Regions from separate parts of the Mus musculus genome. Here region 1 is linked to region 2. Evidence: chromatin loops called from intact Hi-C (ENCODE). Cell type or tissue: gastrocnemius. All regions are shown on one strand. Links, peaks and the distances in the headings refer to the core of each region. The heading gives the core; the rest is flanking DNA. Region 1 holds the start of Urod (uroporphyrinogen decarboxylase). Region 2 has its middle 5.9 kb from the start of Plk3.

Evidence for each region. Peaks named below come from ENCODE experiments on the same cell type or tissue, not always from the same donor. Only the 100,000 strongest peaks of a DNase experiment are listed, where the experiment ranks them.
Region 1: a loop joins it to region 2, with 4 times the contacts of the local background. A loop is called at or near these places in 29 of 42 quality-filtered maps.

What each region holds. Positions count from the first base shown.
Region 1 is chr4:116,994,017-116,998,399 of GRCm38, forward strand. Urod (uroporphyrinogen decarboxylase) reads right to left here and starts at 397. Exons shown (of 10, transcript NM_009478.4): 1 at 315-397. The coding sequence starts at 334. It overlaps Hectd3 (HECT domain E3 ubiquitin protein ligase 3), which reads left to right and starts at 1,318. Exons shown (of 21, transcript NM_175244.4): 1 at 1,318-1,755; 2 at 1,931-2,091; 3 at 2,345-2,437; 4 at 2,516-2,651; 5 at 2,898-3,013; 6 at 3,102-3,215; 7 at 3,332-3,414; 8 at 4,361-4,383. The coding sequence starts at 1,387. In gastrocnemius, for the core only: CTCF peaks have their summits at 1,368 and 1,988 (motif pointing right); DNase peaks (open chromatin) are centred at 423, 1,439 and 1,991; H3K4me3 peaks cover 2,674 bases; H3K27ac peaks cover 2,543 bases.
Region 2 is chr4:117,137,690-117,142,072 of GRCm38, forward strand. No RefSeq gene overlaps it. Among named protein-coding and RNA genes, the nearest start is that of Plk3, 5.9 kb to the left of the region's middle. In gastrocnemius, for the core only: CTCF peaks have their summits at 1,804 (motif pointing left) and 3,151 (motif pointing left); a DNase peak (open chromatin) is centred at 1,742.

The DNA.
Region 1 (4,383 bases), core at 132-4,131, 140 kb before region 2:
AAGCTGGGATCCCCAAAACGAGAAAGGATCAAAGCTGATGGTCCCAGGTGCTAGTTAGAAGTTCTGAGTCACCTCGAAAGAAAGTCTCGGGACGCAGTCCCGCACGGTAGTCCCTGGAATGGAGACTGCGGGAAGAGGGGGGGGCAGGGAGCGGGAAAGGTTCTGTTCCATGACTGCAAGATTTGGAATCTCAGCGACTTGGGTTCAGACTTGGAGAGCTCCAATAAAAATAAGAGTTTAAGGACATATCCCTGAATTGGAAGACTCGGATCAGAAAGTAACGTAGCCACAAGCGCGTGCAGCAGAAAACTCACCCGAACCCGTTCGCCTCCATGGTAAACAGTAACTGAGCGGTCTCCGCTTTAATCTGAGGCTCCGCCCCGACACCCCAGTCCCCGCCCCTTCCTGAAGAGAACCCTGGGCGGCGCCATATTGAGAACCACGTGACCGATCCAGTGACAGCTGTGGGGCTGCCCTCCCTGCTGCCCGTAGGACCCAAACAATTTTTTACCGTAAAGTCCACTGTTGCGACGCAGTAGCAAATGCCCCAAAGAAATGACTTCCCAATACATGTTAAAACTTTTCTCATCTGTGGTATAGAAGACTTAGTACAAGCCTCGCTCTCACTCCAGTCCATGAGTCTCACAATGTCGTCTAGCTGTATAGAAACCGAAGATTTTAGGCTCTACATTTACACTACTAACCAATTTGTAGAAGTGGTAAGAGTGCTGAGCAGGACAGGAACTGCTCTAGCAATCGTCTAGGAAGCCAAAATCGCATTTAAGTGGGCAACGATTATTAGTCTCCTGGAATTAGAAACAACAAATAGCATCTATCCAGAACGATTGTACATTCCTATCAGTGACTGGAAAAGGGGTCATTCTACCAAACATTTTAGTCACACGCCCCCTAGGATAGTTGAACAATTTTTATAAGATTTCTCAAGCCTGGTGTGGTGGCTCACGCTTTCAATCCCAGCAGTCGGATGGTAGAGGTGCGAGGATCTTTGAGTTTGAGGCTAACCTGATCTACAGACTGTAGTGAGTTCCAGGACAGCCAGGACTACACAGAGAAACAAAACAACACAATAACAACAAAAAGATTTCTTCAAATGTAATATTCGTTGGGGACGGGGAGACAAAGACAGGACTCCAAATCATCAGAGTGGGTCGAATAAAGACTGAACAAGGATAGTAGCACTCGGTGGCGGGTTACAAAATAGGAACACCTGACACTATGGTGGTAATAGGTTGTGCATTTAATCTAAAACATACGGTAAGGTAGGGTGGGAGGTGGGGCCGGGTGTGGTGGGAAGCTCTGCTTGCTGTCCCCTGGCTGCGGCCGGCCAGGGTTTCCCTGGACGAGTCTCACTTCAGCGGCTTCGCTATGGCCGGCCCTGGCCCCGGCGCGGCGCTTGAGTCCCCGCGGCAGCTCCTGGGTCGCGTGCGCTTCCTGGCGGAGGCGGCGCGGAGCCTCCGGGCCGGGCTGCCACTGCCTGCGGCGCTAGCTTTCGTGCCGCGGGAAGTGCTCTACAAGCTGTACAAGGACCCGGCGGGACCCTCGCGCGTGCTGCTGCCCGTGTGGGAAGCAGAGGGCCTGGGGCTGCGTGTGGGAGCCGTGGGCGCTGCCCCGGGCACAGGCTCTGGACCCCTGCGCGCCGCCCGTGACAGTATCGAGCTCCGGCGCGGCGCCTGTGTGCGCACCACTGGCGAGGAGCTGTGCAACGGCCACGGGCTCTGGGTGAAGTTGACCAAGGTGCGCCCCGGATGGCAGGGACCCCACAAAAGACCCCCTGGATCTAGCCAGAGCCCTGGTTGTTCCGCCCCCTTATCCCATAATGAGCTGGCATTGCTTTCCGTGCTCTTTGCCCCGGGCTGGGCTGGGCGAGCAATTGAGTTGATTTCTGTCCCCATCTGACTCGTCCCTGCAGGAGCAGCTGGCCGAACACCTGAGTGACTGTAGTCTGGACGAAGGCTGGCTTCTAGTGTGTCGACCAGCAGAGGGCGGAGCCCGCCTTGTACCTATTGACACTCCCGACCACCTGCAGCGGCAGCAGCAGCTATTTGGCGTGGACTACCGGCCGGTGCTCAGGTCCTGCAACTCAAAGGACGCTATTTGGTGTCTGGCGGATGCGGAGGGTTTCGAAACACAACCAAAATCTAAACCTTGGGTTGTGTGAGAGAGAGAGATTTGGGTGGAGGTGGGGTAAGAACTGGCAGAGATGAGACCTGAAGGGGGATGAGGCTTCTAGGCTTGGAGCTAGAACTCCAAGGCTCCAGATCCTGAAGGTGGTGTCCTGTTTCCCCGTACCTCCCTCCTCATTTACTCCACTCTGTGCCTACAGATGGGAACAGGTAGTGGACCTGACCTATTCACATCGCCTGGGATCCAGGCCTCAGCCAGCAGAGGCATATACAGAAGCTATACAAAGGCTACTGTGAGTTATCTGGAACGGGGTGGGAGAGGAGGGAGCAGGGCCTGAATCCAACCTAATTAGGGGCTTGGGGCTATTTAGCTATGTGCCCCCAACATGGACATATGAGTGCGACGAGGACCTGATCCACTTCTTATATGACCACCTGGGCAAAGAAGATGAGAACCTGGGTAGTGTGAAGCAGTATGTGGAGAGCATAGATGTTTCTTCCTATACGGTGGGTACTGGACTCCTCCTGTGCCTAGATACAGTCACATCCCTCAATGCTAGGTCCAGAACTCCCATCACCAAACTAGGGCCAAACCCATGTCCCCATAGACCATACTTAGTCCCACTACCCTTGGAACCCCTCTAAGGACCCCAGACACCCTTCCTATCCCACACCCACTCCAACTCTGCTGTTTCTGTTCCCTGACCCAACACACATGCCCAGTGTGACAGCACCTCTCTGCCCTTACCTTAGGAGGAGTTCAATGTGTCCTGCCTGACAGATAGCAACGCAGATACCTACTGGGAGAGTGATGGGTCCCAGTGCCAACACTGGGTACGGCTTACCATGAAGAAAGGCACAATTGTCAAGTGAGTGGGCTCTGGGCATGACAGGGTGGATGAGCCATGTGCTGCGGGTGCCTAGAGACTCATTCAGATACATACTCTGGGTCCTCAGGAAGCTGCTACTCACAGTGGATACCACAGATGACAACTTCATGCCGAAACGGGTAGTAGTCTATGGGGGTGAAGGGGACAACCTGAAGAAGCTGAGTGACGTGAACATTGATGAGTGAGTAAGCTGTCCTGGGGGCGGGGGCGGGACCAAGCTTAGCTTGAATGGAACCCCAGAGGTTCCTGAAGGCCTGTGGCAGCAAATACCTGAACTGCTTTATACTTGGCTCCTAGGACCCTGATCGGGGATGTCTGTGTATTAGAGGACATGACCGTCCACCTTCCAATCATTGAGATCCGAATCGTTGAGTGTCGAGGTAGGGCTCAGGACTATAAGGAGTTTCAGGATATGGGTGAGGGCAGGCTGATAATGTGGAGAGGAGAGAAGAGAGTGGACTTGGAGTTAGGGTAAAGCTTCGTGTCTTAGTCGGGGTTTTTATTCCTGCACAAACATCATAACCAAAAAGCAAGTTGGGGCACCAGGCGTGGTGGCACACGCCTTTAATCCCAGCACTTGGGAGGCAGAGGCAGGCAGATTTCTGAGTTCGAGGCCAGCCTGGTCTACAAAGTGAGTTCCAGGACAGCTAAGGATATACAGAGAAACCCTGTCTCGAAAAACCAAAAAAAAAAAAAAAAAAAAAAGCAAGTTGGGGAGGAAAGGGTTTATTCGGCTTACATATTCACAATACTGTTCATCACCAAAGGAAGTCAGGACTGGAACTCAAGCAGGTCAGAAATCAGGAGCTGATGTAGAAGCCATGGAAGGATGTTCTTTGCTGGCTTGCTTCCCCTGGCTTGCTCAGCCTGCTCTCTTATAGAACCCAAGACTAGCAGCCCAGAGATGCACCACTCACAAGGGGACCTCCCCCCTTGATCACTAATTGAGAAAATGCCTTACAGTTGGATCTCGTGGAGGCATTTCCCCAACTGAAGCTCCTTTTTCTGTGATAACTCCAACCCGTGTCAAGTTGACACAAAACTAGCCAATACACTTCGAGACCAAAGATAGTATACAGTGCTGGGTATAAGCCAACCTTAGAGCCGTAGAGGTGGTTGGGCTCATCTGAAAGGAGCTGAGTTGGGATCCACAGGCATCCCAGCAGCATAGAGATGGAATGAATATATTGAATTGTGATAGAATCTCTGAAGCCTCCGTAGTTAACAGTGACAAAATGCCCACTGCTGGGAGCCATTCCCAGGTCTGAGGGCCAAGAAAACAGCAGGCTCAGTAAAGGGCCATATCCTGACTCCCCCCATCCACAGATGATGGGATCGATGTCCGTCTT
Region 2 (4,383 bases), core at 64-4,063:
TAGAGACTAAGAAACAGGAGCTGATTTCTGTTAATCACCGACCCAGATCATCTTGGCCTGATGAATGAAAACAAGCAACTCAAGACTGGCCTGGTCTACAGAATGAGTTCCAGGACAGCCAGGGCTACACAGAGGGACTCTTGTCTTGAAAAACCAAACCACAAGCCCGGGGTGGTGGTGCACGCTTTTAATCCCAGCACTTGGGAGGCACAGACAGGCAGATTTCTGAGTTCGAGGCCAGCCTGGTCTACAAAGTGAGTGCCAGGACAGCCAGGGCTACACAGAGAAACCCTGTCTCGAAAAACAAACAAACAAAAAAACAAAACAAAAAAAAAAGGTTAATGCAGGGAAGATCATCATGTGTAAGCCAAGGAGAGGGACGGAGGCTCCCTCAGTAGCCCAGGCTGGCCTCGAACTCAGAGATCTGCCTACCTCTGCCTCCCGAGTGCTGGGACTAAAGGCCACCATGGCCAGCTTTAGTTACATAATCTTAAACCAAGTCTTAACTATGAATTTGTTTGTTTTGTTGTTGTTTCAAGACAGGGTTTCTCTATGTAACTCTGACTGTCCTGGAACTCACTTTGTAGACCAGGCTGGCCTCGAACTCAGAAATCCGCCTGCATGCGCCACCACGCCCGAACCGGGTAAGATTTCTAAAGTGAACCCTGAGAGCTGGGTAAAAGTCAAGCAGGCGTAGCACGGCTCAGGATCCTGTGCTCCTGGCGGCCTGAAGTGAGGGCTCACGGGTCCATAAAGAACTACAAGTTGGGGTGGGGGTGGAGCGCCATTGGGAGACTCCTTGGTCTAGCAGGCATGAGGTTTGATCCCTAAATGAAACTGAGAACACCTGTCAGCTCCTGGGTGTGGCTAAGGAGGTTTTTATTGTAGATTTCAGGGCGAGAACAGCCAGAGGGCACCTGGAAGAGACCTGAACAAGGAGAGAAAGAAATAGACCGAACAAGACCAGCAGACAGAGCAGGAGCATGAGGGTGGGGGTGGGGGTGGGGGTGGGGGTGGGAGTGGTAGAGGATGAATGAGAGAGGAAGCGAAGAAGACCAAGAGGACAGAGAGCTTGAGGCTGAGTTAGGGGGAGGGGAAGGGAGAGGAGGGGAGGGGAGGGCAGGGGAGGGGAGGAGAGGGGAGGGGAGGGGAGGGGAGGGCAGGGGAGGGGAGGGGAAGCCAAGCCCCTGGGCTGCTGAGGTTTTAGGCAGAGCGTGGGAGGTAGGGGTGAGGAGATCGGGAAGGAGCTGCAGGTGCTGAGTGAGCCTAGAGGTCCAGCAGACAGCTCGATGTGCTAAGGCACCATAGTTGGCCATTTGTCATGAGATTTTTTTTGCGATCTGACAATCCCTAGAACCAAACAATGGGTTTGAACCCTAGCATTGCACAAACCAGGAATAGTGGCACACACCTATAACCACAGCCTTTGGCAGTGGGAGGCAGAAGATCAGGAGTTCAAGGTCAGCCTCTCATACATAGTTTGTAGGGAAGCCTGAACTGTAAAGGACACTGTCTAGGAAAACAACTAGAACCAGGTGGTGATAGCACACACCATTTATCCCAGCACTCAAATGGCAAAGACAGGCAGATCTCTGAGTTTGAGGCCAGCCTACTCTACAGAACATGTTCCAAGACAGGCAGGGCTACACAGTGAGACCCTGTTTTGAAAAAAACAAAAGAAAGCTGGAGAGATGGTTCAGTAGTTAAGAGCACCGCCTGTTCTACCAAAGGTCTTGAATTCAATCCCCAGCAACCACGTGGTGGCTCACAACCATCTGTACTGGGAGCTGATGCCCTCTACTGGCCTTCAAGTGTACATGCAGATAGAGCACTCATGCATAAAATAAATGAATCTTTTAAAAACAAAAAAGAAAAACCAAAAGAAAGAAAAATAAGGAGGAAGAGAAGAAAACACCTGGGGGTTAGCGCAGTTGGCCCTTTGTGACATAAGCCTAGACCAGCATCACCACCTACAATCCTATCACCCAGGAGGTAGAGGTTCAAGATCAGTCTCAGCTAAATAGTAAATTCCAAGCTAGCTGGCTACAGTAGGCCATCTCCAAACAAAAGAACCATAATAATAAAAATAATAATAAAGCCCAAACCAAAACCCTTACTTTTTAACCAAAAGTTAAAAATAGCTGAAACACAGCTGGGCGTGGTGGTGGCACACCCCTTTAATCCCAGCACTCAGGGAGGCAGAGGCAGGCGGATTTCTGAGTTCGAGGCCAGCCTGGTCTACAAAGTGAGTTCCAGGACAGCCAGGGCTATACAGAGAAACCCTGTCTCAAAAAACCAAAACCAAATATATATATCTGAAACACTTCAAGGACTGGACCCTAAAATGATTCTGCAAGCTGGAGGGTGGGGTTAGAAGTATTCTTTCCCTTCCTAACTTTGCAAGGTTCCCAAGTTGCCTAAAAGTAGGTAGGCAGCCAACAGGTAGACTGCTTGTGGACAACCTTGGAAGGCTAGATTACGCTTTGGGGTTTGATAAAAGAGTTATTTGGAGTCAGCCAATGCCACCGGAGTCTGGAAGTGGGTCTGGGGTAATGGTGGGCAGGATAGCCTTAATGGGCTTCTGGGGAGGTGAAGCTGACAGCTGACGCTGTGGCCCCACTCCCGGCTCTCCGGTTCTCCTTTCCAACACTGAAGAGATGTTCTCACCAAGCGTCTGATGCCAAGCTCTTGCTAGGCTTCAGATCGAAGGCTGAGCTCAGGCCATCTGACCTACATTTGCCACTCAAGACAGGACCCTCACCCGAATCCCTCCAGGGATGTCCTGTCCCCTTTCTTTGCTTTCCTCCCCTGGCTTGTACCCTCAGCCACAACATGGCACTGCGAGCCCCCTGCACAACTGTCTTTCTCATTCTCTCTCCAGTGCTGGAGATTGAGTCCAAGGCCATCTAGAAAGTAATCTAAGAGCTGGTAAGATGCCCCAGTGGTTAAAAGCACTGGCTGCGTGGGGAGGGTATAAGGGACTTTCGGGATAGCACTTGAAATGTAAATGAAGAAAATACCTAATAAAAAATTGGGGGGGAAAAAAAAAAGCACCGGGTGCTCTTCTAGAGGTCCTGAGTTCATTCCCAGAAATTACAGGTGGCTCATGACTTAATCTATAAAGGGATCTGATGCCCTCTTCTGGCACAAAGATGTATGTGCAGATAGAGCATTAATATATTTATTAAAAAATATATAAATAAATTTTAAAATGAAAAGAATCTACCACAGAGCTATACCCCCAGACAACTGCGCAACTTGGAAGGTGAACAAGCTATTTGAATCTTCTTTTGGGAGCCAGGATACCAGGAGGAGCTTTCTAGATGTCATTATCTTTCTCAACTCTCCGCCATGGTATCAAACCAAGGGGCCCTGTGCATGTAGACAGTATTCTATGGACAGTATTCTGGGGATGCTGTAATAGAAGGGCCTGCCTGTGCCTCCTCTCCCTGACAGCTGCTCCCCATCTGTGGGCCTCCCATGGCCCAGGAGCCGACCTGGGCATTTAGTGTATTGATTGCTTCCAGTAAGCCTGTGATATGGAAGTGATTATAATCCTCAGAAGGAAATAAAAGTTCACAGGATGAAACAGTTTCCCCAAGGTTAACTCAGCTTCCCGTGGGCAGATCCAGCTTGCCTCATCTTTCCAGGGCTGAGAGCCTGAGATTTTTCTGAGCTCTCTGTGTGTCCATCCCTGAATGCTGTGTCTGCTCTGTTGAGCATATGGTCTAGACTCCTGGTTCCCTTGGCAACTCAGAGTCATATATCTCTTGATCAGAAGCTAAGACAGGGCAAGAATAAGAGGTTAGGATTCAGACTCAGGAGCAAACACCTGGCTAATCTGCAAGGAGATCTCATTATCTGTGATGTGCTACAACCCACCTCCTGGATCGAGGGAGGCCAGCATGGCGTACAGAGTTACATTCTACAAGAACAAAACGGTTGCCATGTAAGACTGGTGACCCCTGTCCCACCCTCAAAACCCATATAAAGGGGGAAAGAGATTCCACAAATTTATCCTCTGACCTGCACATGCCCATTGTATACACACACAGCTGTGATGATGATGGTGGGGGTGTTGATGATAACCAAATAAATAACTTTAAGTTTCAAAAGTGTGAAGGGTCCCCTGAGTTAAAACACTTGCCACTAACAACTTGAATTCAGTACCCAGAACTCACATGGTAGAGGGAAAGAACTGACTTACCTATACACAGAATAAGTGAATAAGTTAGTGTAATTTTTAAATTTAAAGCAAGCCGAGGCAGTGGTAACACACTAATCCCAGCCCTCAGGAGGCAGGTGGATCTCTGTGAGTTCGAGGCCAGTCTGGTCTATATACTGAATTCCAGGACGGCCAGGGCTGCAGAAAGAACCAGGTTC